Regions from separate parts of the Homo sapiens genome. Here all the other regions are linked to region 5. The links are chromatin loops, found by intact Hi-C in ENCODE. Cell type or tissue: heart right ventricle. All regions are shown on one strand. Each heading gives the region's core, and the rest is flanking DNA. Links, peaks and the distances in the headings are about the cores only. Region 1 overlaps PAM (peptidylglycine alpha-amidating monooxygenase). Region 2 overlaps PAM (peptidylglycine alpha-amidating monooxygenase). Region 3 overlaps PAM (peptidylglycine alpha-amidating monooxygenase). Region 4 overlaps PAM (peptidylglycine alpha-amidating monooxygenase). Region 5 overlaps PAM (peptidylglycine alpha-amidating monooxygenase). Region 6 overlaps PAM (peptidylglycine alpha-amidating monooxygenase).

The links. Hi-C counts contacts between places; a loop is a spot of excess contacts. Peaks named below come from ENCODE experiments on the same cell type or tissue, not always from the same donor. Only the 100,000 strongest peaks of a DNase experiment are listed, where the experiment ranks them.
Region 1: a loop joins it to region 5, with 4 times the contacts of the local background. A loop is called at or near these places in 8 of 110 quality-filtered maps.
Region 2: it touches region 5 in a loop (2.5-fold over the local background); 56 of 110 quality-filtered maps call a loop at or near these places.
Region 3: it touches region 5 in a loop (2.3-fold over the local background); 56 of 110 quality-filtered maps call a loop at or near these places.
Region 4: it touches region 5 in a loop (5-fold over the local background); 38 of 110 quality-filtered maps call a loop at or near these places.
Region 6: it touches region 5 in a loop (2.6-fold over the local background); 3 of 110 quality-filtered maps call a loop at or near these places.

Annotation. Positions count from the first base shown.
Region 1 is chr5:103,024,983-103,029,957 of GRCh38, forward strand. It overlaps PAM (peptidylglycine alpha-amidating monooxygenase), which reads left to right. Exons shown (of 26, transcript NM_001177306.2): 24 at 149-352; 25 at 3,203-3,256; 26 at 3,905-4,734. The coding sequence ends at 4,083. Among named protein-coding and RNA genes, the nearest start is that of GIN1, 93 kb to the right of the region's middle. RefSeq lists an enhancer at 2,908-4,107. In heart right ventricle, for the core only: no CTCF peak of the experiment used is centred there; no DNase peak of the experiment used is centred there; H3K27ac peaks cover 1,219 bases.
Region 2 is chr5:102,969,172-102,974,146 of GRCh38, forward strand. It overlaps PAM (peptidylglycine alpha-amidating monooxygenase), which reads left to right. Exons shown (of 26, transcript NM_001177306.2): 15 at 4,945-4,975. Among named protein-coding and RNA genes, the nearest start is that of GIN1, 150 kb to the right of the region's middle. In heart right ventricle, for the core only: a CTCF peak has its summit at 2,729 (motif pointing left); no DNase peak of the experiment used is centred there.
Region 3 is chr5:102,962,653-102,967,627 of GRCh38, forward strand. All of the region lies in intron 14 of PAM (peptidylglycine alpha-amidating monooxygenase), which reads left to right. Among named protein-coding and RNA genes, the nearest start is that of GIN1, 150 kb to the right of the region's middle. In heart right ventricle, for the core only: no CTCF peak of the experiment used is centred there; no DNase peak of the experiment used is centred there.
Region 4 is chr5:102,862,916-102,867,890 of GRCh38, forward strand. PAM (peptidylglycine alpha-amidating monooxygenase) reads left to right here. Exons shown (of 26, transcript NM_001177306.2): 2 at 2,908-3,369; 3 at 4,358-4,478. The coding sequence starts at 3,281. Among named protein-coding and RNA genes, the nearest start is that of PAM, 110 kb to the left of the region's middle. RefSeq lists a silencer at 3,201-3,330. In heart right ventricle, for the core only: no CTCF peak of the experiment used is centred there; a DNase peak (open chromatin) is centred at 2,906; H3K4me3 peaks cover 3,093 bases; H3K27ac peaks cover 3,952 bases.
Region 5 is chr5:102,778,140-102,783,114 of GRCh38, forward strand. All of the region lies in intron 1 of PAM (peptidylglycine alpha-amidating monooxygenase), which reads left to right. Among named protein-coding and RNA genes, the nearest start is that of PAM, 25 kb to the left of the region's middle. In heart right ventricle, for the core only: a CTCF peak has its summit at 2,535 (motif pointing right); a DNase peak (open chromatin) is centred at 2,512; H3K27ac peaks cover 1,506 bases.
Region 6 is chr5:102,919,602-102,924,576 of GRCh38, forward strand. The region is part of intron 5 of PAM (peptidylglycine alpha-amidating monooxygenase); the gene reads left to right. Among named protein-coding and RNA genes, the nearest start is that of PAM, 170 kb to the left of the region's middle. In heart right ventricle, for the core only: no CTCF peak of the experiment used is centred there; no DNase peak of the experiment used is centred there; H3K27ac peaks cover 1,092 bases.

The DNA of each region.
Region 1 (4,975 bases), core at 600-4,599, 250 kb after region 5:
AGATTCAGGTATTAAAACATGAAACCCCTGTACACTGGAGTCAACAAGTTCTTTGTGAACAGTTATTGATTTGACTGGGTAGGGGTGGGTAAGGGGGTTTTGAAATCTTTGAGTCAGTTGAATATTGTGAACTCTTCTTTCCCTGAAGAAGCCGAGGCAGTTGTTGAAACCAAAATGGAGAACAAACCCACCTCCTCAGAATTGCAGAAGATGCAAGAGAAACAGAAACTGATCAAAGAGCCAGGCTCGGGAGTGCCTGTTGTTCTCATTACAACCCTTCTGGTTATTCCGGTGGTTGTCCTGCTGGCCATTGCCATATTTATTCGGTGGAAAAAATCAAGGGCCTTTGGAGGCAAGTAAAATGAGCCCCGTGAACTTGGAACCTGCCTTTGAAAGAGTGTTTGGCCTAATTATCCTCAGGAGTTTGATTGGGATTTTTTTCACTGTATTTGTTTTTTTGTTTTTAATGCTCTCTACCATTTTTGACATTATTGTCTATGTTCCAAATATTGCCCCTAGTTAATATCACAGTACAAAATAGTATCTGGAGACTCTGAAATTTGGATAGTTAGATTAAAATATAACCTTTAATACTATCTTTTAGCAATTGGCTTAAGTCCAATTAATGAGTCCATACGAAATTGTAGGTAGTAGAGTCAGTATAAATTAGCTGAAGGATCAGAGGAGGAGATACCTGCTGTTAGGAAGAGGCCCAGTCCTCAAAGTACCTGGGTCAGTTTTTCAGGTTGTGTTTTTCTCCCATTAGGCTCCTAGCTACATGACCATGGGCAAGTTACTTAATCTCTCCAGACCAGTTTTCTCATAAAAAAGTGGGGATAAAATAGTTACCTTACAAGGTTGTACAAAGATGAAATAATGTACATAAGCATTTATCAGGATACCTGGAACCTAGGAAGTACTCAATACCACCAATGGTTATGATGAATAATCATTGGTAATAAAGTAACAAAAGGCATAAGAAGTTATAAAAAACACTTGTCTTAAACCTTAGTTTTCAAGAAAAATTAATTCTATAACAAACCATTTGATAGTTTTTGAATAGTCATAATTTAGCTCATCAGCCTTCCATAACTGAACAAGGCAGAGTCCAATACCAGAGTTAGTATTTTATGAAATCATTATCACAATATAGGATCCAAGAGCTGAGTTTATTTTAGGACATCTAAATAAATAAACAACCCAATTCATGTTTCTTACCGCTCAGTAGCAGTCCCTTGGCTGGGTCCCCAGGTCCTAGAGCAAGTCTATAGCTGTGTGTGGGAAGAAATCCATGGATCAGGGAGAGGGGGAGCATTTGATCAAGAAACAGCATCTGATCCTATTTCAGGTCAAGGCAGCCATGGCAGGGATTCAGTGCCCTTGGCAAAGCCCTGACACAGAAAAAGGCATGGAAACAGAAAACAGAAAATTCAGTTTAATATGTTGTAAAAGGGAATTTTTATTAGACTTTATTTTGCTTTTCATGTGCCATCAATAAATCTCTATAAAAATATAGTTAACTCTTCCCAAAAAGGATTTCTATTAAGTCCATGTTACAGATCTGGAACTGTCATAAGTAGGGGCAAAGAGAAATAAACATAGTCATTGTCTTCATGGTGTTATATAGATGCTTCAAAAGAGCAAGAATCCATATCTTGAGTACTGATATGTCCCCAGCACAAATAATAGTTTCTGATACTAGTGGTTTAATAAATTGTTGTTGAAAGAATGAATGAATAAATCAACCGAGCTCACAGAATAGATAACATATGAAAGAGACATGAAACAAAAAAGTTATAGTAGAGGGTGGTAAGTGCAGTGATAAATACACAGAGTAGTAGGAACAGTGGGGCCTAGGGGAAGGTGGCAGGAATTGTGGTAACCAACCCAATCTGGCAGAAGCAGTGGCTAGGGAATAAGGAAGATTTGGTCTCTCCTGTTTGTTGTTAAGCACATGTGACACAGCACTGTTACATGATGCTGACTTTACAGGAATGTGTTAGGAAGGTAGAGACCCAGGTAGAACCCTAGAAAATTGCCATTATTTGACCGTGTTTTACTTAGAAAAATTGCAGTTTCATATGTAGTAGTAGTAGATCAGCTTCTCACTTTTTTTCTGAATTTGTTCTTGATAGATCTTATCCAGTCTAAGGTTATTAAAAACCCTAATGGACCTTCCATTTATTCATCATTCCTTATTATGTATTGACTCCATATCAGACACTGTGCTAGGCACATGGGGATACAAAACTAAGGAATGTCCTTGCAGAACTTACAATCTAATTTGTTGGCTTTCTAACAGTCTTACCAGATTCTTCTTCCCTTCTTGCCTATTTCTTTCCACATCACTGTCTTCTCCCTTTCCTCTCATCTGCGCTATCTTTTTCCATGATGCTGACTTCAGTCCTGGTTAAAGACCTAACAGGACAACCCCAGGCCTGACTTTCCTGACCATAGCCCTTGAGGGAGTGATGAAGCCTGGGAAATAGTACAGGGAGAGACACAGCAAGGGAAAAAATGAAACCCATTGGGAGTTCTGTCTCCCCATAAGGAAAGAGAGTCTGTCCTTTATGGAGATAGGCAGTCCTGTTGGGAACATTTAGGTCACCTACTATGCTTGGAAAATACTCAGGGTGTCATGTGCTTTCCCTTCACTTATGTCTTACATAAAGAAGAAACGATATACATGGATCCAAAGCTTTCTCAAGCAAGATACGTACTGTCAGTAGAAAGAGTAAAGCTGAAGGCAAATATCCCTAAATTGTCATAACCAAAGATGGAAAAATTTTATAAATTATTAATAACATTTCCTGATTAAAAAAATAGCTATGATTTATTGAGCATTTACTGTATATCTATAGGTAGTGTTCTAAATGTGTCACATGCAGTGTCTGATCTCAGCCTTACAGACAGGGATTCTCCTTGACCTTTCTTTTGTCAGAGGAGAAAACTGAAGCTCAGAGAAGTAATTTATCAAGACTGCACAGCCAGTAAGAGACACGGGCAGGAGTCAAACCCAGCTTGGGCCCTTTATGTATGTCTCAGAAATATACCGCCTTTCTTAAAAATTAGAATTGCATACAGACAAGAGCCAGGCCTTGCTTTATCATTTACCAGTTCCTATTTTAAGTTGGAAGTTGAGTGCATGGGTTGAGAAAGATGACTGGGACTCATTTTGAAATGTGCCATCTTTTTTTAGCAGATTCTGAACACAAACTCGAGACGAGTTCAGGAAGAGTACTGGGAAGATTTAGAGGTATGCCTATGACCTTTTAGAACCCTTCATGTTTGGTTCAAAGTCAACAAGCACATGTCTTTTAAAAAGCAAGGAGATATTTCATATTTTGTCTCTGAAGATAAAGCACCTTGTATGCAGCTTAGCATCTCCCAGAGTAAATACAGAATGCACACCATAAACTAAACTGAAGTGCATGGGTCTGGCAGCAGATTTCCCAGTTTTATTTTTCCCATTCTGCATTATCTAATTCTCTTCCCCTGCCTTTTACCTGGCTTCATTTGTCTTCAGCAAATTTTCTGTCACTCCTGTTGGCATGTCAATGTTTGTCATAGTAAAGATGACCTTTTCTTAAAGTCATTGAAATGAGGAGCTGCTCCAGGGAGGCTAGTTCTGGATAGAGAGCTAGAGAAAAGCAGGAGGTGAAAGTGAATATGAAATATTCCTGCAGAAATACATAATACTTGGGAGCTTTTGTTTTTCTTCTTTAATAGTAGCATCTATATGGCTCTGTAGGATACGTCTCTGTCTGTTTTTCTATTTTATTTTTAAATAAAATAATCTCCCCTTTCCCATCCCCACCTTCTGACTTTATCATTTAAGAATTTACAAGGTAACAGACATTGCTGCAAACTTTACCCAATTCTGTTATTGTTTGCTTTTTTTCAGGAAAGGGAAGTGGAGGCTTAAACCTTGGTAATTTCTTTGCAAGCCGTAAGGGCTACAGTCGAAAAGGGTTTGACCGGCTTAGCACTGAGGGCAGTGACCAAGAGAAAGAGGATGATGGAAGTGAATCAGAAGAGGAGTATTCAGCACCTCTGCCTGCGCTCGCACCTTCCTCCTCCTGAAAACCAAGCTTTGATTTAGATTGAGTAAGATTTACCCAGAATGTCAGATTCCTTTCCCTTTAGCACGTTTAAAGTTCTGTGTATTTAATTGTAAACTGTACTAGTCTGTGTGGGACTGTACACACTTTATTTACTTCGTTTTGGTTAAGTTGGCTTCTGTTTCTAGTTGAGGAGTTTCCTAAAAGTTCATAACAGTGCCATTGTCTTTATATGAACATAGACTAGAGAAACCGTCCTCTTTTTCCATCATAATTCTAATCTAACAATGGAAGATTTGCCCATTTACACTTTTGAGACTTTTTGGTGGATGTAAATAACCCCATTCTTTGCTTGAACACAGTATTTTCCCAATAGCACTTTCATTGCCAGTGTCTTTCTTTGGTGCCTTTCCTGTTCAGCATTCTTAGCCTGTGGCAGTAAAGAGAAACTTTGTGCTACATGACGACAAAGCTGCTAAATCTCCTATTTTTTTAAAATCACTAACATTATATTGCAATGAAGGAAATAAAAAAGTCTCTATTTAAATTCTTTTTTAAATTTTCTTCAGTTGGTGTGTTTTTGGGATGTCTTATTTTTAGATGGTTACACTGTTAGAACACTATTTTCAGAATCTGAATGTAATTTGTGTAATAAAGTGTTTTCAGAGCATTAGCTGTCAGTGTATTTTCCAGTTTTTGCGTATTTGCAGATTTTACATACAACTTTTATAATAATTACACAAACCCACAAATATTAGTGAAACTTACTCGATGTCTTCAACTAAAAGAAATGTGTGTATTGTACAAAATTTAGAAGATACTTTAGCCAATATAAATTAAAAACCAGCCTGAGTTTACATAAATTTGTAAAGTCAGGCTCTTCTAAAATCCAAAGAGGGTTTTTGCCTATATAT
Region 2 (4,975 bases), core at 328-4,327, 190 kb after region 5:
GCACGTGGATACCTATGTAACAAACCTGCACATTCTGCACATGTATCCCAGAACTTAAAGTATAATAAAAAATGCCACAAATCAAAATCAAAGTTAGTCCAGTGGAAAAAAAAAAAAAGAAAAGAAAATACCACTCAGAAATATATAGCTGAACAGAGCTGTGGAAAAGGTAGCTATGGGGATATAACCCAGGAGTGTCCAAGGTGGGTAGGGTGCCATCAATCACACATCAGTTCCGTAGAGGTAGAGCCACTTTTAATACCATCCTAGACAGATTTTGTCATCCAGAGCAGAGATGGGGGTCCTTTCTGAGGAAGGAGAAGAGTCTTTCACTATGACAATCAAAAGATAAGATTCCCAAATGAGTACTGGTGGTAAGGAGGGAAAAGTTGATGTTGCAAATCAGCCTAGGTTGGACCTTGTGATTCACTGGTTAGAGAGAGAAGAACACAGTTTTCTGAGTTGATTTACTCAAAAAAGTGTCATCACTAAGAGAGACACTATTAAAAGGTTAAAATATGGCGAGAAGATTAAGAGCTCCATTTTAGACATTTTAAGTTCAAATGAGACAGACAGACATCCAAGTGGGATTTTCCAGAAGACAGTTTTGTAACACCAGTTTGGTGTTAGGAGAGCTCCAGGCTTGGTAGTCATGTGCCTGGAGGTGGTAGCTTAAGTTTTGTAAGTGACTGAGATCACTTAGTAGGAAGAGGCTTTAGCCAGGGGAAAAATGTTTCAGGGACAGACTTCCCAAAACACCAGCGTTTTTTACATGATGGACGGTAAAAAGAGGAAGCACAGATGATAGGTGGAGAAGACCTGTAAAGAACAACATTATAAGGAGAGAGGTTCTGAAGGGAACTTTCAACAGGGCTACAGCCTCCCAGTAGATCAAAATAAAGAGTCTATTAGCATTGGCAATTAGGATCCCTTACCTCTTGGAGAAGTCATACAACGGTGAAATAGGAAGTGGAAAGAAATGCATCCAATTTAGGGAGGGAAAAGGATGTAAGGAAGAATGAATCAGCAAGTAGCCCTGCACCATCCAATATGGTAAACACTAGGTGAAAATATTTATGTTTTGAATATAAATTAATTCAAAGTAAAAAATTAAAAATTAAGTTTCTCAGGTGCACTAGCCATTTACAAAGTACTCAGCCCCATGTGTCTGTCTAGCAGCTATTAGGTTGGACAGTGCAGACATAGATTACATCCATTATTACAGAAAATTCTTTTGGACAGTGTTGGAGCTTGTAAAGGAAGAGAGAAGATGGAAAAGCCTGAAGGATATGTTATGTTAGAGGAGAGTCTCTCCCCACCTCCACAACAACTCAAGCCCTAAGTGAGTGTATGTATAGCCTGTGAGTCAGATATGAGGTAAAGAAGTTGTATTTATTAATAAAAAAGAAAAGAGAGAAGACAGGAGAGGCTTTAGGGAATTCTGGAGGAATGGCATTCAGAACAGTGGAGTAGAGAGAGTTCTTTTTCCAAAGATACGCTAAAAGAGATGGAGAAGGTACAGATACAGCCTCCTTTGGCAAAGCCAGTAACCAATTAGCTGTAGTAGCCACAGTGACTTATTAAGAAAATAGAGGGCTAGGAACCTAAAAGGGCTTTTTTTTTAATTTTATTTTTTTTACTTATTTATTTTTTGAGACTGAGTCTCACTCTGTCTCCCGGGCTGGAGTGCAGTGGCGTGATCTCAGCTCACTGCAAACTCTGCCTCTGGGGTTCAAGCAATTCTCGTGCCTCCGCCTCCTAAGTAGCTGGGATTACAGGTGCCCACCACCACACCTGGCTAATTTTTGTATTTTTAGTAGAGATGGGGTTTCACCACGTAGGCCAGGCTGTTCTCAAACTCCTGACCTCAAGTAATCCGCCCGCCTTGGCTTCCCAGTGCTGGGATTACAGGCATGAGCCACCGTGCCCAGTCCTAAAAGGGCTTTTTGTTTTCTATTACAAAAATCCAAATGTTTGACTGGAAAAAGGAGCTGATTTTTAAAATATTATATAAACCACAGGTTGAAGCAGATGCATGTTGCAATTAGTTTGTTTTTTCAGTCAGTAATTATAATAGCTATAATTTAGTGACACCTACTTTATGATATGTACTGGACTGGGTATTTTAATATTAGCTGTCTTCTTTAAATCTACAAAGTAATTTCTAAAGGTTATTGTCACTATCTTTATTAAGTTAAGTAGAATTTACTTAAAGGCACAAAGTAGAATTATTTCTTAGGGGCACAGAAATAGGGTTTGATGTGTATTTGAATTGAGGAGTTGCCATACAGGGAAAGACCAGAGTGCTATAGGTGCACCCAGCAGAGACCCCTGAGTTGAATTGTCAAGAAAGGCTTTTTTGATGTGACACCTAAGATCTGAAAGTTGAGGAGCTAGTTTATTAGTGGGGAGGGAGTGGTCCAGGCAGAAGAAACAATATCTTCTTAGAGTTGATATTCAAGGAAATGAAAAGCCAATATGAGTGGAACATAAACTGAAAAGAAAAAGGAAACATTGAGAGATGACACAGGGGTCAGGACCACCAACTTGCTTTATTTATGTTCTACTCCATCTGTTATATTCATTAGATGTATTTTCTAAATAAACATCTTAATGTGACTAAGAAAATTGGTTAACATTTCAGGATTCCATATTATATCTAGTACACTAGAAGAGGAAAAAACTCTTTCTGGTTTGCACATAGGAATGTAAGAGATAGCCATCTAGTGGTCTCTCTCTCATGTAACAAGATGTTTGTACAGATTCTGCTCTGAAACTTTATTCTGGCAAGGCCTGTGCAACTGTGTGCAGCCAAGCCTGTTGCATTATTTTAACAATTTTTGCTTTCCTAACCCAATAACAATTTTAAATGATAAATTCACATGAACTGGAGTGCTCTACCTTTGGTATTTTATCACAGCTTTTAGATTTCCTCTTACAAACCTGAATGACTATGCATAGTTCTGAACCTGTCTTCCTCCATCAAGATTACCCTAAACACAGAGGTTGCAGTGAGCCAAGATTGTGCCACTGTACTCCAGCCTGAGCGAAAGAGAGAGACCCTGTCTCAATAACAATAATAGCTTAAACATATGGATTCAAGTTTTTATTTAATTTTAATTTTTTTTGAGATGAGGTCTGTCTCTGTCACTCAGGCTGGAGTACCGTGGCGTGATCATAGCTCACTGCAGCCTTGAACTCCTGAGCTCAAGCAGTCCTCCCACTTTAGCCTCCCAAGTGGTGAGGACTATAATTGAATGCCACCACACCCAGCTAATTTTTTTATTTCTTAGAGAGATAGGGTCTCACTCTGTTGCCCAGGCTGGTCTCGAGCTCCTGGGCTCAAGCGATCCTCCTGCCTGGGCCTCCCAAAGTGCTGGGATTACAAATGTAAGCCTCCACTCCCAGCCTCAAGTTTTTAAATAATGGTTTATCTCTCCCTGAAATACTCTTGTATTTTATTTCCTAAATAAGACGTTTCATTGTACAAGCATATGAAACTATTTATATTTAATGTGTGGTACACGAGAATTTAGCAGTAATGAACTGTATTAATTTTTCTTCTGTGAGGCAGAATGCCACTGTGCCCTAACAGATTTGGTTGACTTATAATTTGCTTTGTTTATTTTACTGAGATTGGCCCTATTACTTGGTAATTATTTTCTGATTGAAGATTTCACCTGGGATAAGCTGATTTCACTGGCAAGAATTGAAAACCTACTTTGAAACATTAAACCAAGACTATTTGTAAACATGACAGAATCTCTTAGCATCATTTTGGAAAGACTTCATCTCCCCTTGCACCACTTTCTTAATAATATATTCTTCAGTGAAATACATCATGGCTAAACCAGTTATCATTTTCATTTCCTAATGGTCATGAAAAGAGATTTTATAAATGTTTTCTAATTGTGCTGTAAATGTAATTAAAACGTAAGCAACAGGACTCCATAGTCGTAAGTAATTTCATCATTAGCAGCACCTAGTATAGGATGAGGAAAAGGAAGAACTGGTGGTTGCCCTTGGGTTTGGTGTAGGAGAGCAGATTTGTGTTTTCATTGAGAATATGTTTACCATTCACACAGTTGATATAAATGGATTTGAAGTCATCGTGGAAATGATGAGGGTTAAAATACTTCATGAACTTTCTGTAGTCATATTTTGTATATGTGATAATATTTTACAAATAATTTGCTTTCATAGAATTGGAGTCTCATACCCAAGTTTACTCCTTAATACAGGAAGGCATAGAATGCATTTTAGTGATGAATCACCCTAATGATATCAGTTTATTAAAATCTTTTCCTTTGTTTGAAGCTGATTTAAAAGTATCCTTTGCTCAAAAAATTATTTTTCTCACTTGCTCATTTTTTGTTTAAGAGGAACAACTAGAGCTTACAGTAGCACTGCTAACAAAATAATAATAAAATTTAGGTTTCCCAGTTGTCAAATGGATACGTATTTACTTGTGTTTTACAGGAAATGTATATTTCCTGCTCAAGAAATGTATATTTCATTTCTTGTGGCTTGCACTTCAATAGGTTTTAAAGGACAACTGCAAAGAGTTTCTTGTGCAGATAGCTGTTATCTAATGTAGCTATTGATGATATTTTATTTTAGAAATCTGATGAGCTCTTAATTTCCGTATCAAACTATACTTTGAAAACCATTTATTGAAATGTGCCATGCAATTACATAAGCATTATTTTTTCTACTAATATGTCAATAGATGTTATACATAAAGAAATAGATGATATATGAAATAAAGTATTTCATCGGTCTAGGAATTTTTCTTTTTTTTCCTCCTATGCTTAAAAGTCTGAGTGCAAACTTCTCTCTTATTTATTATGAGAAATGAGTAGATATTTTTTAAAGCACCAAATTTTGTAAATTTTGCAATCTTATCTACCCTCCACGCCCTTATCTCTTCTCTTTTTTCCACAGGTGATTTCTATTCACTACTTTCCAAGCTGCT
Region 3 (4,975 bases), core at 448-4,447, 180 kb after region 5:
CACTGACACTTCTAAAAGGTTAAAAACCCAGGGGTTTTGTTAGTGAAGCGGTATTAAAGGTTATATTTCATCTGTTCTTTCCAAATAGTAGGATGTAGGAGGTGTTATATACGCCTACAAACCAGATTCTTTAAAATACTTTCATACCTTGCCATTCATTTACCCTTTTGTGTTTTATAGCATATATATAATATTCAGAGGTGAACATTATCTATATACCCAAATATACAAATATACCCAAACTCTTACTGGTCCCCGAGAATAATTCTATGGACACATAAGAAATTATTTTCCTGCAGTTTCTATTTTCTTCTGTTTGTGAATAAAAATGCTGTAACTAAAGGTATTTAACTTGAGAATAAAAAAGCATTCTGATATTATCAATTTTCATATTGCAGAAAATAGGCTGTTACTCATATGTTGAAATTAGTGGGCCCATTAAAATGTCATCTCTAATGACGGTAAAGACAGTAGCCTAACCAAAAGCCATTTCAATGGCTAGCATAGTCTGTGTATGATCCTACCAGTCTATGGGGACCACCAGCCTAGAATTAAAAGAGAAATACAGAAATGTACCAAATGCACATTTGTACACATAGTTCATGTGATGCACTAATGAGATTAGTCTGTCTCCTTACAACACATAGGGCAAATCTCATTGCTGAAAGAGTATTTCATTCTTCTTAGAGATATTTGTTTGCACAAAGTGTCTATTTGTATGCATTCTTTGGAAAGTCAACTTGACCAAGTAGCTAATAAGGGGGCTTTAATTATTCAAATAAATTATGCCATGTATGTTAATTTTTAAAGTAAGCCCTCAAACTTCACTTATCACTTTATTTGGTGTTCTGGCCAAAACAATTTGTGTAGTATTTCTTTACATTGTACAATTATTTTAATACTTTTTAGCCCCAATAAGCAAAAGCCCACATTATTGTGGTTGTGCTAGCCACAAGCTAACAGACACCATCTATGTTGGTCCTACAGAAGATGTGAAACCCCTGTAGAAAACAGCACAATGTGGGGTAGGAAGAAAAGACTTGAACCATCGATGGATATGTACTCATGGACAAGCTCTATACCTGTTAGTGGGTACAGATAGTTCTGTAAGTGATGTAGATAGTTCCACCTGGTTAATACTATATATAGTGTATATGTGTGTATATATGCACATACACACATACATATATATATTAAATAAATGCTATTTAAATTGTACTATATATAGTATTATATATATATATTTACTTCCTATCTTAATACATTGGAAAACAGGTAGAAAGATATAAGTCAAGATATGTAATAAATGTTATGTTAGAAAGAAGAAATGACCTTTACTAAGATAGAAAAAAAAGAAGGAGGGGAGAGATAGAAATAATCATATTCCATAGACTAAAAGAAAGAAATGTAGCCATGCCACAAATAAACAGGAAGTGGGAGTTATCTCTAACATGGAGGAAAAAAATTCAAAGAAAGTTAGTGATCTTTAAAGAAAGCCAGTGATCATTAAAACACAGATTTATTTAGTACTCTGTTTCTCCAGGAGAAATATATTTTCTTTGAAATTTGTATCTCAAAAATTGCTAGCTATTGATGTTTTGCCAGAATATTAATCTTGATTAGAAATTAACTAGAAATTAACTAGATGTCTTGACATCTAAGTTGTGCAAATCCAGTCTGTGCTTTCTCACAAACACACTAACCTTTCACCATATCTTTGTCTACATCTGCTCTCTGTAGAACAAAATCTGGTGTAAAGCAAGTGTACCTCAGATTCTGTCTCAAAAGATGTAATTACAGAGACACCACAAAAGCATCATTATATGACAGTTTTACTTATCATGTTGTCCTGGATCATGCAACAATAGGAAACATTTTAATGAGGCTTTAATTGAGTCTGTAGGGATTTCTTTAAAAATAATGCTTATTTTGACTGATTTTTTAAAATAATATTCATTATAAAAGATAAGGAAATTATGTAAAGTATAAATATACAAATAGAAATCATCCGTAGTCCCCAGAAACATGAGTACATATATGTATGTGAAATATATATTATGCATATATTTACATATTCAATATATGCATATGTAAAGCACATTATTTTAATTATAATGTATACACAATTTCATAGCCCTTTTTAAAAAATATACCTTGAATATTTTCTCCAGTGGTAAAAATTATTGGCAAGAGTGATTTTTAATGGCTGCATAATACGTGCATATTCCTGCCTATATCAATTTGAAAATAACCCATTTGCATATAAGGGAGTTTATCTGCGAATGAGTTGATTATGTCTGCCTACAGGGAGAAAAACACAAATGGATATTTAAAACAAACTAAAATGTCACCGTCCTTCAAAGACATTGTGAGTGAAGAATTACCTATATATGTAATAAGTACAATAAACTATACAATAGACTCAATTAGGCAGTGATTCTGCATGGAGGAAATGAATCCTAGGAGACTATATAGAATGAGGAAGTTCACACTGATGTCTTCCAAAGCAGACACACACACACACACACACACACACACACACACACCTCACATATATTAAGGTTGGCACTTTTAGAAAACTAACACATTTTGTAAGTTCTCTTTATTTCTTATGCATTATAATTTCTTATATGCGTTCACTATACCAAAGCTATAAACATCCTGAACTTTCTATAACCATTGTTTAAGCAAAGAATATGGGCTTGAAACTAAGAAGCTTACTAGATGGAAGCAAAAGTCTACACAATTACATTTAAGAGTTCTGAATTTGAGTGTCTCACCTCTTTAATATTCAAAGTCTAGATGTAGTGTTGAAACTTACGTCTGTTGTATTGGGAAGATTCAGTGTCTTAAATTCCAGGCAGAATTGAAAATCAAAATCTATAATAACAGTATGTCCTTGTTATTATGTATTATGCTCTAGACAACATTTATTTGGCTGCAGAAACAGCCTTTAACATGTTTTATTCAGTTTGCTCCAAAATCTCCTCATTGTAGTCTTTGTGCCCTCATATAATCAATCTTTCTACTCAAAGGTCAGCATAAGCTACTGTATTCCCAAGGCAGAGAGAATATGACAAAAATATAATTTATTGAGGGAAAATACCCCATGACCCCAGATAGTTAAAGGTCTTCGGACACCTTCTGTGAAACAGTAATTTCACAGTGGTTTTATGCTAACAAAAATGAATTACCATTGGCATGTTTTATCAAATAAGCAGAATCAAGGGAACAAGGTTGCCAGTTAAAAACACAATAGTCTACTGTCAAAGCCTGCTAAAGTTACAGTTGTAAACAGTTTATGGGAAGAGTTAAATAAAGGCTGGGCATGGTAGCTAAAATTTATATTTCATTGATTTGTTCAAAATAGGGCATTCCTTTGATCCTCTAATAAAACACAAATAATTTTAGTAACATCTTCTTAACTAATTCCAAGCACTCTCTATGCCACTTTGCTGTTTTAAAGAAGATACAGTTTTTGTTTGTATGCCTATTCACTAAAAATTTATTGGTTTCTTATGATTTATGAGCACTTCACAAGTCTTTATTTATTGAACTCATCTATCAAACACAATTCTAAATACCCCCCAAGGCTCTGGGAAGCTGACTGAATGCTGTTTTGAATTGGTTTCCTAATAACGGAATAGGCAGATGTGAATGATCATTTATCACACAGTTAGGCTTTCCAATATAGATCTGTGTGCATGGTAGTTATGAAAACCATCATCTTCTATCTTCTCCTTTTTTATATTTGTCTCGTTTTCTTAAAAAGGAAGAAAAGTTGATTTCTGATTGCTTTTCAATCAAATGAGCCCTATAAGGGGAAGAAATAATAAAGTTCACTTCATTTGTGATCCTTGAGCTGGTCACCATGGTCATGTGTTTTATTTCTCTAAGGCTAGAGAATAAATATTGTGGGACAGTAATAAGTAAACAATCAATAAACCAAATTGACTTTAACCCGAAGGGAAAATCAGTTAAGACTAAGTCATAAAACAAATTATTAAATTCTAAAAAGAGATGCTTTTATTTTTCCATTCCTCATATCCTCTCATTAATCAGTTATGTTCCATGGCTCTAATCATGTTAACTTGGTTACTTGACATATTTTGTCAGTGGCTAAACTGCTGCTGAACATCCTATTTACTCTCCTTATATTATAGAAATTGCAGAACAATAAGCAGTAACAAGAGCTGGGTTTTTTTAGGTAATGAAGAACTAGTAATGTGTGTGGGAAATGGGAATTTATATTCTGGAAAGTTCTGAGAGGTATTTGATCATTTTTAAAAAATAATAGCACCTGCCTCATTAAGATTTTACAATTTCTAAAAAATTAGATACTTTTTTTTTTCTATCCAGTAATCTTAAAGCATTTTTTAAAAAACCTTCATAGGACCATTTTTCAATGTATATTTCATCTATTTTAGTTTTTCTCACCATATTCCTGAAAGTACATCAGAGAAATTTCCATGCTGGGAGCAGGGAATAGTGAGTGGTCCCTGATAATAGAAAAATGTCCATTGATCCACAAAGCAGTTAATGCAAGCACACAACTTAGGAACTTTAATTGGTGGTGTTATTAGATTCCCATGTACTATGCTGCATTCCTTTTCTCCACACATTAGCTGCTACTATAGTTGTGTTTTCCATATACCAAACTCACACAATTGAATTCCTTAAAAGATCTAGAGCATTTGGGTATTTTATAAGAATCAAAAGTTAGGGAATAAAATTTAAAAATGGGAAATTACTGCAGCCTAAAATCATCAAGGAAATATTTTTATCTCTGCTAATGCAGATGCAAGGGCTGACATTTTTAACAAATTATTATTCATCCCAGAATTGCTTATTGAGTATCTGCTAGGATAGGGAAAGTACTAATCTCTGGAACTATGACAAGAAATAAGAAATGAGAGGGACTTTTTTATATAAAACTATAGTTCTATCTTGTAATTTCTCCCTTCCCAGAGATAAT
Region 4 (4,975 bases), core at 503-4,502, 85 kb after region 5:
GAATACACGACTGAATGGTCAAATTGGTTAATATATTTATTTGGCTCTTTGACCAGTAACAAATGCCAGCTATCTTTTTTTTTTTTAAAAAAAAATGAAAATTAGAGGGAATGGACTGCCTACTTTGTAAGAGCCAAATTAGTTTTATGGTCTTCTGGACTAGGCTGTACTTAACTACCTACTAATACTCCTCCTGGAATTAATATCCATACAGGTATAGGTTATAAATCATTCTTACCTGAAGATTTTATGGATATGTAAACAGAACATTTGCTTTGTATTACAAATAAAATAGTAAATCTGGGCCTGCAGCTTGAGTCTAGGAGGCAGAAATTTTATTACTTTATGAACATACTCTGTTCCCCACCTGGGCTCCTTTGCTCCTGCCATTTCCCTGTACCTGTAATGCTGATTGTCCACCTCCCACAGTGGAAACTCTAACTGTCCTCCAAGGCTTGCTCAGTAGCCACCCCTTCCACTGAATACTGCTTTTACTCTTCTTTTTTCTTGCCCTCCTTTTGAGGATTCTTTCCTTCTTCAAAATTCTGAGTCTCTTTTTATAGTACTCATATAGAATACTACATTCTAAATATACCTTATGTTACTGTGTAGAGTTCTCATCTCCCTTAATAGACTATATTCTTTTTTAGTTTTATTCATTTTATAAAACTCCAGTATGTATTATAATCTTTTGTATAAAGTATTGAAACTAAGGGTTTTTTTTTTTTTGGATGAGTGAAGGAATTATCTCAATGAAATATCTGAAATATATTTAAAATTTTTAAATCTTAAATAAGAATACTAATAAAATTTGATTATTATATGTTCTACATTATCCAGAATTATAAAAAAAATAAAATAGGTGGACATGTTTTTTTTTTGATCTGATGATTTGTATTTTGTCTTTAGCTTACAAGTCATCCAGAAACAAGAAGCATAATTAGCTTTCATTTTTATAAGACCTTTTGTTCTATTCATGGCTACAAATACCAACTTTGCTTCTACCCACAACTTTAATTCCCTTTTCTTTAAGTGGGTGGTTTAGGGACATCAAAGGTAATAAAATCAAAGAGATAAGTGGAATATTTTTTTCAAAGGCTAGTACTTAAGGGTGTGTTCCTGTTAGAGAATTTTAATACTTAATTTGTTTTCAAGTGTTTGTGTAATACCAAATCTCCTTGCCAACTGGAAGAGGGACTGTCCTTGAATCCTGTTCTGAATAAAATATTAAAATATAATCCCTTCTTCATATATATATATATATATATATTTTTTTTTTTTTTAAAGAACTTCAGGGAATGTGAAGTATTGTCATTTGATAGGATTATACTTTGTTGCTAGCAAAGGCAATAGCATAGCCTTCCTGCCAATTGTTTCTCTTCCTCCAGAAGGAGTTCTTTCCTTTACCCACAGGATAAGGATAAAGCTGAAGGTTTTTGTTTCTGAAAGCCCAAACAGCAAGCCAAAGAGAAAGTTCAAACAAATATTGTCAGTCTTTTAAAAATGTCATTGCTTATGTAAATTAGCTGACCCTTGACTGCTGGTGAGCCTCAAGCATCCTTGATTTGGTTGGATGTTAAGTCAGGTTTTATTTATATTTGGTATATGGTATCTAGAAAGCACTTATCATGAAGAATCTCACTTCATTTAAGGTTAGTGCTTTTTTATTTGTTTTGGTTCTAGGTTTTTGTTTTGTTTTGTTTTAGATTAGCTTCACTATCTTGTGATTTCCAGAGGCTGATGTATTACTGTGAAACATTCCGATATGATTTTTCCTTATTTTTTCTTTTTACTGTTACACATCTTCCCATCAAATTCATTTGAGATTCTTGGAACGATGTTTATAGTTACTGACTAAAATAAAACTTTAATCTCTTTCTTTGGAAGTACAGTATTTTTATATTGTGAATTATACAGTTTTAATTTATGCCTTCAGACTAAAATTTGCAGGTTTGATAACATAGTTTTAAATATATTCAGTCAAAATATGAATATTTTCAAGTTTAACCTAGTTGAGTCCTCTTATAAAACGTTGAGCTGTAACATTAGTTCTTCATGGCCTCTCATTTGTATTAATGTGACGTTCTTGATCATAACCTTTGAAGATAAAATTCATTTGGGGGGCAGCTAAGATTCTCCCTACTCTTTCTAATTATGTTGTAAAACTCCAAACTTAGGAAAGGATATCTTTTGGAAGGCATGCCTTATGAGTACAAAATTATTATTTTGCTTATGAGATGCAGGATTTTTAAATGGGCATTTACATCTTGTGTATCATGTTAGCTGTAGAGTTTTTGTTTGTTTTAAAATAATTCTGAGAACTTGGGCAATTCTGTGATGATCCTTGGGAGCTCTTGGTAGGAGATATCATTCCTCTTGGATCTGTAGCTCTGTGATGCATGTATATAAGCATGCCTTTGTTCTCAAAAGTCTTTTTCTATCTGATTACTGTGGTATCCAGTGCTTTGTCTTTGCCTCTCTTCGTTTTTTGTTTTGTTTTTTTCCTTGCGCCTTAGCCGGTCATTTGTGTGATGTTTACATTCAGCAGAGAGGTATTTAGAGCATTTTTGGTGAGAGAAAGGAGTGATAGAGGAAGTAAAGAGAAATTCAGACTGGGGTGGCTGTGAGGGATAAAGGGGGGAAGAAGTAGGAAAAGAAAACAGGAGTGGGTCCAAGGGAGGAAGAGCAAGCAAAGACAGAACACCGGCTCTACAGGGGCTGCGCCGTGGGGGTTCCTGAAATCTTGGGGGCTGGCTGTGGGGGAGGGAGCTCAACAGACCAGCATTTTCCCCAGGCTTGGGCGCAACCTTGTGAAACTACTAATGTATTAAAGAACCTCAGCTGGGATTTGCTGAGGACAAATGCTGTAACGTGTTAGTCATCCATTATCTGCTTCTATTTTTGCAGGTTCTGAATGATGACTGACGCGGGTTTGGGTGATACCCCTCACAGCCCCTGTCATTCCGGAGTCATAAGGCACCCGCGCGTCTAGCCCCAGCGCCAGGGCACGCGAGCGGCGCTGGAGGGAGGAAAGCTTCCGCCTGCGGGCCGGACAAAAGTCCCGCCTGCCCACGGCTTTTTGCCCGCCGCTCGTGACCGAGACGCCTCGCCGCGGCCAGCTCGCTGCTCTCGCTGGCGGATGGTGTGTGGCCGCCGCAGGACGCCCGCCGTGCCCGGGCCATGAAGTAGCGGCTGCTGGCGGCGCCGCTGCCCAACCGCCAGCCCCAGCCCCGCGCTGCGCTGCCCGGTCCTCTCCCGGCGGGGTCGTATCGGCGTGGACATGGCTGGCCGCGTCCCTAGCCTGCTAGTTCTCCTTGTTTTTCCAAGCAGCTGTTTGGCTTTCCGAAGCCCACTTTCTGTCTTTAAGAGGTGGGTGTTCGTTGTTCGGGTGCTTTCTGTGCATGCTGTTGAGAAATGTAATCACTTTTATGAACCTGAGTGTTGGCAAAATAGACGGGGTTGATGTTCTTTGCTGGAATGACTTGGAATTTTACCACAGTAACTTCTTGTGAAGTCCCCCGTGCAGAAAAAGCCCACTGCATTGTAGCCAAGCAGTTCTGGCTTTCAAAACTCCAATTAGAAGTTGTGATTTCCAAAACTAATCACTCCCTCTGGGGGAGGTATTTCAGGAACTACAATATATTCGCTTAGTTTTGAATGCCTGCTTGTTTATAACAGCTCGAAGAATAAAATATAAGGATACATCAGTGTCGAGGAGAAGCAGATCATAGACTGTAATAGCTCACAAGGAAACACTGAGCTGTATACAAACGCCTCATAATTACTTTATTAAATATTTATGTACTTGTACATTTGTAATTCACATCGCAGTCTTTTATTTCTTCCTCCTAACAGCTCTGCCTCCTAGCAAGATTATGGTTGGCTTTCTTGTTTCTAGCTAGTAATTCTGGACACTGAAAATAGTTACAGAAATTTTTACTGGGTCATGGTTAATATTTCTGCCATTAGAAAATTGGCATGCCTGTGATAATTTGTAATGTATTAATACTATATCTTCATTAACTTGAAACAGATATATGTTTTGACATATTTTTATATGACATAATTTTTTATAAATTTTCAATAAAAACAAGTTTTTATTGAATGGAGTTTTAAATGTAGCCTGGTTGATTGCATTGGTTATATTTTATTTACAAATTAGGTATATATTGTTATTGGACTATAAAATGAAAATCTGAGTATGTTTACGAACATTGTGTAGTCATCACATCTTTAGAGTTTTCATTGGGTTTAAATCAATCATCTTTAAGGTCATAGAATTCCTTTCTTTCCCCTTCTCATGTTGAGTTTAGATTCCATTATGTTCAAGAATATTGAAATTGCCCTCTTTTTTAAGGTTTAAAGAAACTACCAGACCATTTTCCAATGAATGTCTTGGTACCACCAGACCCGTAGTTCCTATTGATTCATCAGATTTTGCATTGGATATTCGCATGCCTGGGGTTACACCTAAACAGGTGAGAGGAATTTTGTCTTTCATTATTCACTTGTTCTGGATACAATCTATAATTAAAGTAAGGAAACTGCATTTACAGCTGTAGGAACTTCTTTAAACGTAGGCATTTGCTTTCAAGACTCCAGCTAAGGCTAGAATAATTGAATATTTTAAAGAGGGTTAAGTCTTTCAAGGTGAATCTTTCACTTAAATTTTGTTTTTAAAATTTTACTTATATTATCATTTGTGGTTTGAAATGGAATGTCGAAAATTTACATTTTGAGATTCTCTGTGGAGTAATAGCCTCTGTAATGCAGCATGCAAGTACGCATTAAAATATGAAAAATTATTCTAATAAAGGAAAATGATATTGAGCAGCTGCATTTAAGCTAGTTTGTTTAAATATCCTTTTATTGCAACCACAAGTCAAGAAATAAAAACGTGTTTACTGCTAAGAATTTGAAAAACAAAACATTCCACTCTTTTAAAAGTTAAGAAAACTGTTCATACAGGTGGCTG
Region 5 (4,975 bases), core at 223-4,222:
CGGGTGAGTTGCCTTTCTCCTCTCACCTCCCCACATGTATTTTTTTGAAGAGTTGATTTGTGTTCCCCTGTAATACTTGCATTTGCACTTCTGCATGGTCCTTGATTTTGCCCTATACTTGTATTTATATGTTTATATTCGTTCTATCTTCCCCATAAGATGGTAACATTGTCAAAGGCAAACAGTTTGTCTTTACTTTAAAATTGCCCAGAGCATTCTATATAGTATTTTAGACAAGGAGCATTCAATTAATGTTTACCTGACAAGTAAACAAGAGGAAAAATTAAGGTTTCAGGAAGGAGACTGTAACATTACCAAAAATCATATTAAGGATTCAGAATAATCAAAACTGGCATTTGGTCTCCCTGGCATTTAGAATGAAATAAAAACTAGACCCCATATGATGGATAAAATGAATCATGGGACTGCTCAAGTAGATTATTATTATTGTTTTCCTTCCAAAGCCTGGTCTGTGGCATTTTGTTCCAGAGGAAACTTGAGAGCTGTGGTGATTAAATCTTACCAAATTAGAAACCTCTGAAATGAGTCATTTTTATTTTCATTCACTTCATTTTTACATGGAAGATTGCATAGACAAGCAACCAAATGAACGAAGCTTAGTTTTCTGGTGGGTTGGTGATGACAGTTTTCTCAGTTTGTAGTTGTCGTGGTTCCCATGGTAATATTTTATATGTAGATGCTATACAGGTCAGGTTTACCCGTTTGTGTTTTTGGAGGGAATACTTTGTGTGCATTTGAATCAGGCAGTCCTTAATTCTCAGAGATCTACTAATAGTATGAATATAAGATCAGAATAGAATAGAATTATCTGTTGTGGAAAACTCCTTGGATTTGCCGTCAGAAAACCTGATGGGCTTCTCTCTGTGCCTCTAACTTGTCTTCTGCAAAGTGAAGGAATTGAGTGAGGTACTTTATAATACAAAGATTCTCAACCCTATTGGATCCAGTGTCTCCTTTTTCATAGCATATGTTTTGCAGTGCCCTCTTTATTACCAAGAAATGAAATTTATGTGTAATATAACCTGCCTAAGTGTGTAATTCAAAAATATGCATATATATGTGTGTGTATATATATGTGTATATATATATATGTATATATATAATTCCTAACTTTAATATAAAAGAGCAATACAGGAATAAGTAATTTATAATAAGATAATGTGTATTTCATTCAATATGTAAATGTTTAGTTATGATTACACCATAAGACCTAATGAAGTGTTCAAAAGCTTGATCCTATATGTAGAATAACAGTATGTGTGACAGCTACAAATGCAGATTGATGTCTTTGTTATATTGACCACTCAGATAAAGTATTCCCCCCCTTATCTGTGGTTTCATTTACTGTGATGGTTAATACGTGTGTCAACCTGATTGAACTGAAGGATGCAAAGTATTGTTCCTGTGAGGGTGTTGCCAAAGGAGATTAACATTTGAGTCAGTGGGCTGGGGAAGGCAGACCCACCCTTAATCTGGTGGGCACAATCTAATCAGCGGCCAGTGAATATAAAGCAGGCAGAAAAATGTGAAGAGGTGAGACTGGCCTAACCTCCCAGCCTACATTTTTCTCCCATGCTGGATGCTGGATGTTTCCTGCCCTCAAACATCAGACTCCAAGTTCTTCAGTTTTGAGACTTGGACTGGCTCTCAATGCTCCTCGCCTGCAGACGGCCTATTGTGGGACCTTGTGATCATGTAAGTTAATACTTAATAAACTCCCATATACATATATATATATATATATATATATATATATATACACACATATATATATGTATATATCTCCTAATAGTTCTGACCCTCCAGGGAATCCTAATATAGTTACCCTTGGTCAACTATGGTCCAAAAATTTGGAGAGTTCCAGAAACAAATAATTTATAAGTTTTTAATTGTACACCATTCTGAATAGCATGATGAAAACGTGTGCCCCCTGCTCCATCCAACCCAGGATGTGAATTATTTCTTTGTCCACTGTATCCACATTACATATGCTACCCACCTCACCTGTTAGCCATCTGGGTTATCAAATTTTAAAAGAACATAGCATATATAGGATTCAGCACTATCCACAGTTTTAAGCATTTACTGGGAGTGTTGGAAGATATGCCCCGAGGATCAGGGAAGACTACTGTACCACCATTGGCATTGTTGTTGGTGATGTGATTTTTCCAAAATGATGAGCAATTCTTGGCAAAATTTCAAATAAAACTAAATATTGTCTTTCTTGATTCATGTAGTAACTTCATTTCTAAACATAAGGGGTTTTAAACCATGTAAAAAATACTTGTGTTTTTATGTAAAATGGATTTGGGTCGTAAGCTTAGCTCATCATAAAGACATTTATTACCTATGTGATTTGTAGGACATTTGAGAGTTAAGTAGGATGTGGTGCCGTACTTCATTAAAAAAAGGTCGTGCACATTGCATGGTGTACCTCCCGACTGAACTCCTGCCTACTCTTGCTGGCAGCTCTCCCCACACCAGCCCTGACAACCAGATTTCTGAATCTCACACTAGGGGGCAGTACTGCATCCCATGAAAAATCATTGCTCTAAGGCAGGTTTCTTAACCTCAGCACCTTTTTCTTTCTTTCTCTTTCTTTCTTTCTTTCTTTCTTTCTTTCTTTCTTTCTTTCTTTCTTTCTTTCTTTCTTTCTTTCTTTCTTTCTTTCTTTCTCTGTCTTTCTCTCTCTCTCTCTCTTTCTTTCTTTCTCCTTTCATATTTTGGGTCAGGTAATTCTTTGTTGTGGGGGCTGTCCTGTGCATTGGAGGCTGTTTAGCAGCATCTCTGGCTTCTACCCCCTGGATGTCAGTGTACTCCTCAAGTTGTGATAACCAAAAATGACTCCAGATGTTGCCAAATGTCTCCTGGAGGGTAAAGTTGCCCCAGGTTTAAAAGCACTACTCTGAGATCTCTATCAGCTCCAAAAATCTGTCATGAGAATGATACAGTATTGATTAATATGCAAACATTGCATACAATACTTGTAGATATTGCTAACATTTTTGGGCCAGGTGAAGCCAGTAAGAAAAGCTTTTAATAATTACTCATTTTTTTGGGTCATTTAACACTGGGATTATATTATTGCCTGGCTTTAGAAGGGTTGAAATTATGTACAGTATAGGGTGATAAATTTTGTAGTATGAGAGCATAGGAGAACTAGAATTTCAAGAAAGACTATTCCAAGAAGGTCCTTTGGCAAGTAAGAGTTCATTGAATTCCTTTCTGACAAGTTTGACATTCATGTTAAAGGTTACAAAATCAGAATTTTAGTTTTGTAAGAAGTAATAGAAATTCAGTGGGTACCTTCTCATTTTACAAGTGAGTAAAAACCTAAATGCTAAAGTGCAGTTCACAGTTTAGTTGTGAATCAGGACTTTAATGCATGGCTTTGGTGTCCCCTGTGCTGTTCCTTTTACCACATTGCAGTGCTGCTCAGCCAGGCTATATTTATAAAATATTTTTAGCTTTCTGCAAGCTCTAAGTCTTGATAGGAAATAAAAGACAAAATAACATTTTTCTTTAAAACCTTGATCTTTAGAATGCATGCCAGGAAAAATAAGTGAGAAGGTCAGTTATTATATACAGGGACTTGCATTCATAGATTAAGCCCAGAAATATTTTTAATACTAATGTAATAACAACAATTTACATGGTGCTTCTTGTGGATTAGCCGTGCTCTTCTAAGAACTACACGTTTTTAATGCTTATAACAACCCTATGAAAACAGATACTGTTATAATCATCTCCCTTATGTAAATGAGGCATCAGGAACTTAAAAAAGCTTGCCCAAGGTCGTAAGGGTAAGTGGCTGGTCTGCGATCTGAAAACAGCCAGTCTGCAGTCCACATCCGTGTTCTTGTCCACTACTTACTCCAGCCTTAAACTTTGAACTGAATAAGGATGGATTGGTTTTGTATCCTTGCTCATGAAATGGATATTCCTAGGAGCTCAACATTTGGAGAATTTCAAACCTGAACACTTTAGAACACATTATGTTTTCTTCAAAGAGTAAATCATACCTCACACTTCTCCAACATTTACACCAAAGGTGAATTTGCTCTTTATAGGATATAAGAGCTTCTTTCATCTTGTCCATATCTGAAGCACTTAAAGCAGAACTCTGGTATGAAGTTCATAGCCGGAACGAATCCAGATCTAAATTGAAAGGATTATACAAAGTCATCTTCCTTGTTTGTTTCACCCTTTGTTTTCCCCCCAGAGGAAGGAGAGAAGATTTTGAAATCCTTTATTGCAAAATGAGTTTGAAATAGATACAAATAATAAATATGATTGACAGCTATAGAGGAGAAGGAAAAAACTTGGCTCTTGTTTTAGAAAGATACTTGAAAGGAAAACATCTATGTTTATTGAGAAGTGAGAAGTACATGCAAATCTTTCAAACATAATATTTGAAAGTGAAAATCACGTCATAGGATTTAGAGATATTCCCAAAGTCAATATTTGGTTCTTAAGTTCCAGGTAGTGGAAAAGTCAGAATCAGTTAAGTACCCAGAGCACTTGCTCCCTTCCTTTCTCCATTTCTCTCTCTCTCTCTCTCTCTCTGTGTGTGTGTGTGTGTGTGTGTGTGTGTGTGTGTAATTTTATTTATTACTGGTGAAACTGGTACAGGCAACATGTTGGCTTTTTTGTCAATCAGTTTTTTTTTTTGAGAAATTTTGCTTTTGTGAAAAATCTGCCTTTTCAAAGTTTTCTTTCCTTCTATTATACTCCCCATATTTTTGGTGTATCTGAGATGCTAATGGCCTTTCATTTTCAAGTTTTTATTTCCCAGTTGGCAGTACCACTTTTACACTTTGAAGATGGAAACTTGGCAGGAAAATTGTATGTCAGGGTGTATTTCTGTGTGGGGTTGCAAGGGCAGGAAAGAAAAAAAACTCAAATAAGAGGTATTTTCATTGAGTATGATCTTAGCTGGTGGCATATATAATTA
Region 6 (4,975 bases), core at 546-4,545, 140 kb after region 5:
CTCTTGTTTTAAGCACTGTAAAATGTGTCATTGAGTGCAGTAGCAATGTTTAGACATAAATTACTGATAGGCTAAAATTAATAGCATCCATTCCCTTTTTCCACTTTAATATTGTAATAGATTCCTATCATATCGCATATTGGGATAGTATAACGGATCAATTTTTAAAACACAGTTGGTCTCTGATTCTAACTTCCAGTCACCAATTTGGTGAGTATGTTCCTTGGCTAATAATATTAAGGTACTTGGATTAAAGGTGTTAATAGGAGTTCCTTAGAAATTGCCCAATTCTTTGTAGACTAGTGTCAACTTTAATAAAATAGAATGTTACAGTTGGAACCCTTTTGACTGTTTCAACAGAAACAAATGCATTTTTCCTCACAAGACTAGTACTTTATGTTAAATACAGTAGCAATATTATAATGCAGCGTTGTATTTAGCACAGATCCAGAACTGTGAAATCGGAACATCTTGGTTTCAAATCTCAGCTCTGCTACTTGGTAGTGGTAATAAACATTGGTTAAATGATGTAACCTGTATTGGTCTGTTTTCTCATCTGTAAAATTGGGCTACTAATCTTGGCAGCTTGATTGGGCCATCATGAAGGGTAGATGAGGTAATATAAGTAATGTGTTTGGTGTAGTGTCTGGCATGTAGAAGGGATAGCTATTATTTTTATTCATTTATTGATAAAGTATATATTAATCATTCACTATGTGCCAAGCACTTTGTTGGGCATGGAGAATTTGGTATGAATAAAACAGACACACACTCTGCTTTTATGGACTTACTGCCTGTCTAACCTTATTGGAGCAAAGGAACAGTGGGTAGTTTCTGTGATGCTATTTATCAGGCTGATATTTCTTAATCACCATTCTAATTTGCTTTTTCATTATGTATCATTCTAATTACTATATTAATGTCTGTCCATTGCATTGAAGTTCACATAGGATTGTCTGAATTTGGGAAAATATTCTATGGGTTTATAGAACAGGTAATAGTATTTGAATATCTGACTCATACTGAATGCATTTTGAAAGGTAAGGACCATCCCCTCATGCTATTGATTTTGTGTTGTGTTTCTTTAAAAAACTTTCTAACTTTAGATCAGTTTTCCTGGTTGTGGTTCTGTTAGATATGTAATGCATTAAAATTGGAATTTAAGGCTATACAGACTTAACTTGAGGGCATGACAATTTTTTTTTTTTTTAGCCAAAAGAAGAAACGAGTTATCAGTTCTGATATTCCCTGAGTAACCTTGGATTTTAAATAGCCTTTAACAGATACAACCAGAGAGTACTTTAACAGTCAGTCATGCTGTATTTGGATAATTCGAAATGACAAGCTACCATTTTCAGTGCTTGGCACAGTCAGAAAATATTCATGCCATCTGAATGGTTTCCCCGTGGATTAGACGTGAAAAAGGTTCTATAGGAAAGGTCCAAGAATCCAGACTAGTTTTATTTTCAAATGTTAATTCTCATCATTTTTACTATGAATACTAAGAAACCACAAGGGAGCTATGTGAACCCTTCCACAATTTAATCGACTTAGTCTGGAGGAGCCTTATAGGAGAAGCTGCTAGAATGATAAGAAAAAGAAACCTGGTTGATGAGGCCTGAAATTACAACAGCCATTGATCAAGAGTTACATTGCTTCCCAGCCTTAAGGCTCTCTTTACTAGTAAGAATAGTAAAAATCCCCTCTACTTCCATAGGTCCTTTTTTTTGGGAAGCCAAAATATACTATACCATCTTTCTCTTTTTGGTCATTTTACATGGAGAAAATATGATGCCATTTTCATTTAAAATGGGAAATGGAAATATTTACCACTCTGATATGTTATCAGTTATAGAACTCAGTTCTCTCGCCCTTTTGTTTTTCCTCTTAGTCCTCCCATTGAGTTTTAGGATTAGTTCCAATGCCCCAGTGTCCTCCAGTGAGTCATTCTTTACTCAGTCTTGAGTTTAATATATTTTTTATTGTAAAACAGGGTTTTAAAAATTAAACCAATGTTTGCTTGGAAGCTCTTATTTACCAGACCTGATAAGAGAATAAAATATAAAATCATTGTCTCTTTGTGAATATGTCACAAACAACTTGTTTTATCTCAAATTTGATTTTAGAATTGCATGCACAAATTGCAACTTAGTTCAAGGATGACAGTAATAATCAAAGCTTATCTCCACATAATATCATTCTCTGCCCATAAATCAGTGTCAAGAATTGAGATAGAAGGGACTGTGACAGCCAGAGCTTTAAGTCATGGTTTAGCTGTTTGACCTTTGGAAGTTACTTAAACTCTCTGAGCTTATTCAACTTTAAATTACAACTTGCTGGCAGTGTTCTTATATGAGCTGATTTGTTCAAAAAACTAGGCAAACAATAATTCAAATTTATTGGTGTTTATATTTTAAATTTTTAATCTAATTTTTTTCAATAAAATATTATAACATGAAGTTGAGAGTGCAATACAATTTAAGCTAATTCAGCTCTTTAAGTCTCTGTACATGGAAAGTTAAAAACTCACCGAGAGGTAAGTTTCACCAAACATTTGTTTCATGCCGGGACTTCAGCATGAAGATATTATCCTACATACTTGTACTCGAAGTCCTCACAGTCTGGGTGGAGAGAGAGAAGTAAGCTGACACTTAGGATGAGGAGTGCTATAGTTAAGGAATGGAAGGTGGATGGGGGTCGGAGAACACTTTCCTGAGGAGGAAGGCTTGAACTGAATCTTGAAGGAGAAAGTGAATAAAAGTTTTTCAGGCAGACAGCTGGGATGGGATATTTCAGGCAAAGAGAGCAATGGAAATAAGGAAGATTGGAAACTGGAAGCAACTTGGCAGGATTAAAAAAGGGGGTGTTGTCTGGAGACAATGTCTAGATCATGAAAGGTCTTACGTGTTATGCTACAAGGTTTGGATTTTATTTTGATTTTATTTTTGGGAAGCATTTGAACGATTTTGAGCCAACAAATGACATAATCAAATGTATAACTTAGAAAAAGTTACTAAGCCAGTTTTCTCTGTTATATTTCAATCTGGTTCTTTCTAGTCATCCATTGAAAATCAACTTGCATATCAGAGGAAACAGTTATCTTGTTTAACCTAAGACTGTCATCACATTGGTTATAGGCATTTGTAATGTTTATGATCTTTGTTGAAAGCTATGAAAATTGCCACCCAAATCTTTAAATTTTAGTAGCTAACAGCAGTGATATACAAAGTTCAACACATTTGACAATATCATTTCTTTAACTATTATAGCTGAGGCCAGGAAGGAAAATTTTGCTTTTGGGCATCATCCAACATCCTGAGCCTTTTAGCACACTTGGCACAAGGATGTCACAGACATTTCTTCCAACGTACAATTCTCACATGGTAATGATCAGTCATCATAAGTATATTGTATTTGACAGTGAACAGGAAGAAACCACTAGTTGATGTCTTTTATATTACACATTACACAATCTCTTTCTACAGCCTGATTTATAGAAGCAAGATCACTTTGCTAAGTATAACCTTATCAAGACTTCCTGGTTCTGGGTCCCTCACCCCTTAATTCAGACAGATAATACAGTTGTCTGCACTCATTGCCTATCCTCCAACCTCATTTCTGGCTAGAAGCAGAAAATACGGTAAGAGTCCCTGCCTCTGAGTCTGAAGCAACTTCTTACCAGTGGTTTTCATATGTGCAACGTGGGTGTTTTCTGTGTTTCTGGCTTCAGTTTCTAACCTATTTAGGAATCTATCACAGTCTGCCTTTGCTTCCCATCCAGGTCAGGGGCAGTGTACATTTTTTTCTGTGTGAGCCAACCTCCGTCCCAAGAAGCTGTATTTGTCCTTGTCCTTTATAGTCTTCAAGCTTTTCAGATCTGCCTACACACCTGACTCACCTTTTTTGGTCCCAGTTTTCAAAACACAAATACACAAATCAACATAAAATGTAGCCTAACAATGTTTGGATTAAATCCAATTCAATAATAGAAAAAGCTGAGATATATTGTAATGGGAAAAAAATGGTGGCTTGGAGTCAGACATACTACCATCTATTAATGTGGATCTACCAAATATCTGAGTTACCGCACTGAGTGCCTTATGCACATCACCACAACAGCCCTATCACAGAGGTTTCCATATAGGAACTGGGCCTTTGAGGGCTTATAAACACGCCCAAGATACAGAGCTGCTAAGGGGTGGTTCTAAAATTGAACTCCAGATCTGTCTTTCTGCCTGGGTGCTCTTTTCACCCTGCAACACTCTCTGTCAACAGTGAATCTTCAGATAAAGTGAATGTTTTGTTAAATAATGCATTGCCCTGGAATAGTACTTTGAAGTTTATAAAGTCTCATTTGATTTACAGAATAACTCTGTGATGTAAGTGTACTTATCCCTGTTTTCCGTGAGAGAAAACTAAGGCTTGGTAAGATTCAGTAACTTAAAAAAAATTAAGTAACTTGCATAATATGATACAACTTATTAATGCATTCCAGTATTCATAAACTCAAAATGTCATGCATGTATAAGATCAAGAACTCTTAAGAGAGGCTGGGCGCAGTAGCTCACACCTGTAATCCCAGCACTTTGGGAGGCTGAGGCAGGTGGATCATCTGAGATCAGGAGTTCAAGACTAGCCTGGCCAACATGGTGAAATCCCTTCTCTACTAAAAATACAAAAAATTAGCCGGGCATGGTGGTGGGCACCTGTAATCCCAGCTACTCAGGAGGCTGAGGCAGGAGAATCGCTTGAACCCAGGAGGCGGAGGTTGCAGTGAGTCAAGATCGCGCCATTGCACTCCAGCCTGGGCAACAAGAGTGAAACTCCGTCTCAAAAAAAAAAAAAAAAAACAAAAAAACTCTTAAAAGGGACACACTTGTATTGCTCACCCCACTGATGGTAGGCACTGTAGGCACTGTTTGTTGCTTTGGCCAGATTTGTTGACAACAGTGATCGCCAAAGGGGAAATGTGTAT